Regions from separate parts of the Homo sapiens genome. Here region 1 is linked to region 2. Evidence: chromatin contacts called from ENCODE Hi-C or POLR2A ChIA-PET data. All regions are on one chromosome and are shown on one strand. Each heading gives the region's core, a stretch centred on a gene start or an enhancer-like site at or near the end of the contact. The rest is flanking DNA. Distances are from core to core; before and after follow the strand shown. Region 1 holds the start of TRAPPC3 (trafficking protein particle complex subunit 3). Region 2 overlaps THRAP3 (thyroid hormone receptor associated protein 3).

Region 1 (3,179 bases), core at 57-2,556, 120 kb before region 2:
GCCGGGTGTGGTGGCTCACCCCTGTAATCCCAGCACTTTGGGAGCCTGAACAGGCAGATCACTTAAGGCCACGAGTTCGAGACCAGGCTGGCCAACATGGTGAAACCCCGTCTCTACTAAAAATACAAAAATTGGTCAGGCGCAGTGGCTCACGCCTGTAATCCCAGCACTTTGGGAGGCCGAGACAGGCGGATCACCTGAGGTCAGGAGTTCGAGACCAGCCTGGCCAACATGGTGAAACCCCATCTCTACTAAAAATACAAAAATCAGCCAGGCGTGGTGGTGGACACCTGTAATCCCAGCTACTCGGGAGGCTGAGGCAGAAGAACTGCTTGAACCTGGGAGGCAGAGGTTGCAGTGAGCCAAGTTAGTGCCACTGCACTCCACCCCGGGTGACAGAGATTTCGTCTGGGGGCGGGGGGAGGGAGGGAAGAACGAAAGAAAAATGACCTAAGTCTGCAGCCCCAGCCCCTAGTCCAACTTTATAGGACCATATGGTGTCCAAACTATTCCCTGGGAAAGAAGGGAGCCACCCACTCCATTAGAGGGGCACCACTCACTGCTTACTCTGGCCCATCTCTTATTCCATTGAATAAAACGTTCCTTTCTGGCACGACCAGTATCTGAACATCTCTCACAATACCCACGCCACAGTACGAGACACTGTAGCCTAAGAGTAAAGCCTAACAGTCAGCTCCTAGCATTAGCTTTGGAGTTAAACACGGGTCCAAATCCTAACTTCCCAGGTGTAAATATGGGCAAATTACGTAAGCTCTCCAAGCTGTAAAACGGCAATGTTATCCATCTGATAGGGGCTACTCTGCAGATTAACTGAGATGCTGTAACGTGCGTGGCCCGGTGCCCAACACATAGTAAGAGAGAAGTTAAGTGGCAGTTATTGGTATTTATTACCGTCGTTGTTGTTGGCTTAGCACAGAGCTGCACTCAGGCCTTGGGGGCGGGGTCTCCTCCGGGGAACTTCTCCGACGGTCCCCTCACCTGCCTGGAACGCCCCCGGAGTGACCCAGCAAGAGGCTTCCCCTTGCCAGAGCTCACAGGAAGGCCCTTTTCCAAACGCACCTCGCGCTCGGCGCCGGGCCCCTTCCCTGTACGCCTCAATTTCGCCCCGCCCGCCGAGGTCACGCGCTCCAAGTTACCATTTTCTTGCTCTCGGTGCCACGGTTCGCCTGCCTCGACATGGTGCCGGCCGCCCCGCCCCACTCGCCTAGCCACGGGTTAGCTCGGCGACCCCTGCAGACGCCGGAGCCTAAGCCGCTGCCCCTCAGCCCACAAGACCGACCGGCACTGACTCACTGCGCCTGCGCGGCCTCCCGCGGGGCACCACGGGACTAGTGGTCCGGCCGACGTGGGCAACTCCCGCCCAACAAACGTCAGACTACAACACCCAACAGCCCCTTTGGCAGCACCGCCTCTTAACACAGTCAACTACAACTCCCGGAGTGCTCCGCGCGCGCCTGCCTGGTAGAGCCCAGCTTGCGCTGGGCAGCATCCTGGCCGCTGGGTGGCGTCCGCAGCCTTCGGTAATCCTGGGTCACACACACGCTTCCTCCTTGTCCCCCTCCCCCCGCGCCCGGCTCAGAGATGATGCTCCACAAATTCCTCTCTCGCCGGGGTTGGTCTTGGAAAGTCCCTCTTTCGAGCTAGCGTCTTCCGCTGTTGCGATTCAGCTCCAGAAGCTCCCAAGATGTCCCAGAAAACTAGCAATGACTCACACAGAATTGGCTTCTTCATTAGAAAAATATTTAATGACCTACTATGTGCCAAGCATTTCGCTAGTGTCTTTCTCTTCAGACTGCCAAACCCCAAATGATGCCAGCACCTGCCTTCTACCACCTGTGGCCTCGTGATGGAATATCCAGTCTTTTAGGTAAAGTTCAAGTCACTTTCTCCCCCTCCCTCCCCCTAGAACAGCTACACTGCCTGGTTCCCAGAAAACAAAGATCACTAACTGTCGTGGCCGTCAGTTCTGAGTTCTAATCCCAGCTTTGCCATTTTAGGCAAGTTGCTAAATCTCTCTCAGTTGTTGTAAAGACTGGTGAGCCACGCATGCCCAGCACTTGGGCGCATAAAAGGCATAAAAGAAACGTGTATTCCCTTCCAGCCACCCTCCAAAAACAAGCCAACAAACAGGCACCAGAAACACGAAGGGAATGTGCTGGCTGAACTCTCACCCATCACCAAGGGGAAGTCTATAGTCCCTGACCACAGCTCTTTGGTTTCAGCTCCCGCGGTCTCTCAGCTGGTCAACTCTGAGGAAGCTGGGCTGGGGGGTCCCTGAGCACTCTCTGTTCACTTAGGCCTGGTAGCCTGACTGTAGCAGCTGCATTCTGGCCCCTAGCCCTCACCATGACAACCAGCCTGTCCAGACACGAGCCAGCCAGGCTAGGGAGGGCTGGGGGGCCGCTGAGGCTGCAAGCTGGTGCCCAGGGTTCCCCCAGTCCCTCCCTCAGGGTGCAGGACCAATCATTATTATACCCTTTTCCCCAGACATTCTGTTTCCTCCCTAGAGGCAGTGACCCCTCACTCTCCATCCTGTGTAATGCCACAGGGGAGGGAGCCAAGGGCCGAGGGCTCTGGGAAGGAACTTGAGGGTTGGTTGGGGTTGGGGGAGGAAAGCAGGAGTCAACTAGCCCCCAAGGGCCAGCTCAGCTAGACAAGAGCCCTCTGCATTCCCAGGACAGAGGACAGCTGAGGTGAAAGCTGCAGTTGGCCAGCCGGTCTGTCGGTCTGGGCTCCTCCCTGCCGGCTGCCCTTGGCTGCCCACAGAAACCTGAGTCACACTCACAGCCAGCCACCCAACCCCACCCTGCCTGCTGTCAAGCAGGGCGGTTCTAGAGAGAGTGGAGGTGGAGCCTTTCCCTGCCTGTCCAACAGCCTCCGAGATTTTGCCTCTCTCTGCCTGGGATTCCTCCTCTTGGCGTCTCTTTCTCTTTGGGACTTGCAGTGTCATTAGTCCTGAATGAACAGTGGGGGTGGGGGCCATCTCAGGTTGATCTATATGATCCCCTCCTCACTCAGATAGGTTCTTAAAGGCTTCTTAGGCCGAGCACAGTGGCTCATGCCAGTAACCCCAGCACATTGGGAGGCAAAGGCAGGAGGAACACTTTAGCCCAGGAGTTTGAGACCAGCCTGGGCAACATAGTGAGACCCCCATCTCC
Region 2 (3,236 bases), core at 340-2,839:
TTTTTTGTCAGCAATACAGCTGTTCCGAATCATCATTTTACTGATGAAAAAATAGAGGTAAAAACACATGCACCAAATAAGAGTTTGTGGTTTATTCAGTAGGAGCCTTAGTTTTGGTAAATTTCTCTCATTTAGGGACCCTGAACACTTGTTTGGCAGCGGTTATGTTTTTCAGCTTCTTACCTACTAGTGTAGTGAGATCAGTTCCACCCAATTCCAGGGGTATTGATACTTTGTGGGGAGAAGAAAGAGGGAAGAAAGCAATTAGTAATAGTCAAACAGGAGGCCAGAGCAGATTCTTTTGTTATTTGTTAACTGATACTAGGGCTTGAAAGGAGGTAAGTCAAGAAGAGGTAGGATGGGCTCCCTGCTGGATAGACGGGAGCCCATATTCCCCGCACCCACTCACAGAATACGGGGCATCCGGGGGCTTTCGGAGACTGAGTTCTGTTAGAAAAGGTCTGTTTTACAACTGGGAATCCAAAACATCCAAAGTGAATAGCAGTACTTTTAGAAAGGAATTACCCTAGGCCGGGCACGGTGACTCACGCCTGTAATCCTAGTACTTTGGGAGGCCGAGGCAGATGGATCACTTGAGGCCAGGAGTTCAAGACCAGCCTGGCCAATATGGTGAAACCCCATCTCTACTGACAATACAAGAATTAGTTGGGTGTGGTAGCACGCAGCTGTAATCCCAGCTACTCGGGAGGCTGAGGCAGGAGAATCACTTGAACCCAAGAGGTGAAGATTGTAGTGAGCCGAGATCATGTGCCACTGTACTCCAGCCTGGGCAACAGTGCGAGACTCTGTCTCAAAAAAAAAAAGAAAGGAATTACCCTTTTTCTTGCACTGAAGGTGACAGAAAAAAGGTCAGCATCATTTTTTTTTTTCTGTGCAGTTTAGTATGAATTTTCTGAGAATCAGATGACTCAGTGTGTTTTTTATCATCCAAAGAAATACTAGACTAGAAAAGGAAGAACAGAGATTGACATTTTGGACATTTTGGAGGGCTTGGAATTGAACCTCCATGGATAAGAGCCGGTCCAGTATTTGTTACATTGGCAGTGTTACACCAGGCTTGCCATTCCTTAATTGCTGTACTTTAAAGTACTTCAGAGGTTATTTTGGGGGAAACTGTTTTGTTTTTAAGGATAGACCCACCTTGCTGTGTCCTCCAGGCTGGAGTGCAACGACACAGTGGTAGCTCACCTGCAGCCTTGAACTTCTGGGCTCAAGCGATACTCCTGTCTCAGCTTCCATAGTACGAGGGACCATAGACACAAACCACTGTGCCCAGGAGAGAAACTTCTTAATGACTACTTAGAAAAGTAATCCATGTGTCCAATATGAGTTAATTTTTTTTTTTTTTTTGAGACGGAGTCTCGCTCTATCTGTCACCCAGGCTGGAGTGCAGTGGCACATTCTCAGCTCACTGCAAGCTCCACCTCCCAGGTTCAAGCGATTCTCCTGCCTCAGCCTCCCGAGTAGCTGTGACTACAGGCGCCCGCCACCACGCCCAGCTAATTTTTCTATTTTTAGTAGAGATGGGGTTTCACCATGTTGGCCAGGCTGGCCTCAAACTCCTGGCCTCAGGTGATCCACCTGCCTCGGCCTCTGAAAGTGCTGGGATTACAGGTATGAGCCACCGCGCCCAGCCGAGTTAGTTTTTTAATCTGGAGAAAACAATACACAGAATTGGGTATTTTGTCTTGGCAGTTACCTTGACAAGAGCTAAGGACCAAGTATTGTTTTTCCTGAGGGCATGGACTTTACTGGCATCCCTTAACCCTCCAATTTCTGAACACACAGGAGTGTTTTTGCTGATTTTTGTTGGTGGTGATGGTGAAATTTGCCAGGCTGGTTCCACTGGTTCTGCAGATGCCAAACAAACAGTTGAAGCGAGCTCACTTTTTTTTACAGTGGATTTCGGACACCATAGAGTTAGAAGCTGCAGCCTTTTGGGGTTGCTAATGAAAAAAAGTAGCTTACTATGTATTTTCTCCCCTCTCGTGATACTTTTCTCAGTGGTTATGAAGTATTCTCATGTCTAAAAACAAGTTGATGGAAGAGCCTCCACTGGGAATGACATTTTGGACTACTTCATGTCCTGTAATTGGGGGAGAGTTTAAGGTTGTACTTTGGAGTTTACTTTAGATGTGTTTGAGTTTGAGTTAGAATGTTATTTGCTGTAACTGATTCTCTTTTTAGATGTATTTGCAGAGCACACACGTGGAAAAGCACATAACCCAGGCTGTTGTGCAGTGGAGCAATCATTGCTCACTGCAGCCTGGACCTGGGCCCAAGCCATCCTCTTACCTCAGCCTCCCAAGTAGCTGGGACTGCAGGAGCTCACCATCATGCCCAGCTAATTTTTTTTTTTTTAAATCTTCTGTAGAGACAGGGTCTCACTATGTTGCCCAGGCTGATTCGACATCCTGGGCTCAAGCAGTCCTACCCCTCAACCTCCCAAAGTGCTGGGATTACAGGTGTGAGCCACTGTTTACAGCTGCATGTCTCTTTTTTTAAATAAAGTCTTTTTTAAGGAGGAAAATACACAAAAGGAGCTGCAGAAACTGGCTTTATCTATCCACACTTGTTCGGATTTTGACCAAGAATACAGTCTGCCTGCAGAGTATTGATAATGTTTGAAGCTGGATGATGGAAACACTTGGGTTCCCTATACTGTTCTTTCTACTTTTGTGTATGTTTGAATCAATACTTCTATAATAAAATAAACAGGCTGGGCACATTGGCTCATGCCTGTAATCCCAGCACTTTGGAAGGCTGAGGAGGGAGGACTCCTTGAACCCAGGAGTTTGAAACCAGCTTGGGCAACATGGCGAGACCTTGTCTCTACAAAAAATACGAAAAGTTAGCCAGCTGTAGTGGCACATGCCGGTAGTCCCAGCTACTCAGGAGGCTGAGGTGGGAGGATCGGTTGAGCCAGCCAGGGAGGTTGAGGCTGCAGTGAGCTATAATCGAGCCACTGCACTCCAGTCTGAAACAACAGAGTGAGACCCTGACACACACACACACGCACACAGGCACACGCACACGCACGCATGCCTGCTCTCGCAGCTATAAGACAGGCCCTTTTAAACCTTCTTTAAAGTCATAAAAAGGCAAAGTAGATTTACTGTGAGAAGATTTCCAAAATGGACATGGACTCTAAATAATTAAAAATACAGTTCTATTTGTTTAGGTTTTTGTTTTTTTTTTTTTTTTTGAGACGGAGT

The links. A loop is a pair of places that touch in the nucleus more often than their neighbours do. ChIA-PET counts read pairs that join two places held with the same protein, here RNA polymerase II (POLR2A). Pooled maps may share reads with other maps.
Region 1: POLR2A ChIA-PET joins it to region 2 with 10 read pairs in HepG2. The contact joins the promoter of TRAPPC3 here to the enhancer-like site in region 2. A Hi-C loop is called at or near these places in 1 of 168 maps with a recorded cell type or tissue (PC-9) and 4 of 50 pooled maps. POLR2A ChIA-PET finds 5 or more read pairs at or near these places in 15 of 52 experiments (A549, A673, AG04450 and 12 more).

The regions. Positions count from the first base shown.
Region 1 is chr1:36,148,180-36,151,358 of GRCh38, forward strand. TRAPPC3 (trafficking protein particle complex subunit 3) reads right to left here and starts at 1,307. Exons shown (of 5, transcript NM_014408.5): 1 at 1,158-1,307. The coding sequence starts at 1,199. RefSeq lists enhancers at 977-1,637, 991-1,070, 1,201-1,860.
Region 2 is chr1:36,267,369-36,270,604 of GRCh38, forward strand. The region is part of intron 2 of THRAP3 (thyroid hormone receptor associated protein 3); the gene reads left to right. Among named protein-coding and RNA genes, the nearest start is that of SH3D21, 37 kb to the right of the region's middle. RefSeq lists an enhancer at 2,040-2,334. Within about 2 kb of position 1,590, at least 4 of the 41 ENCODE cell types and tissues checked have a DNase peak (open chromatin) inside an H3K27ac peak, as active enhancers do.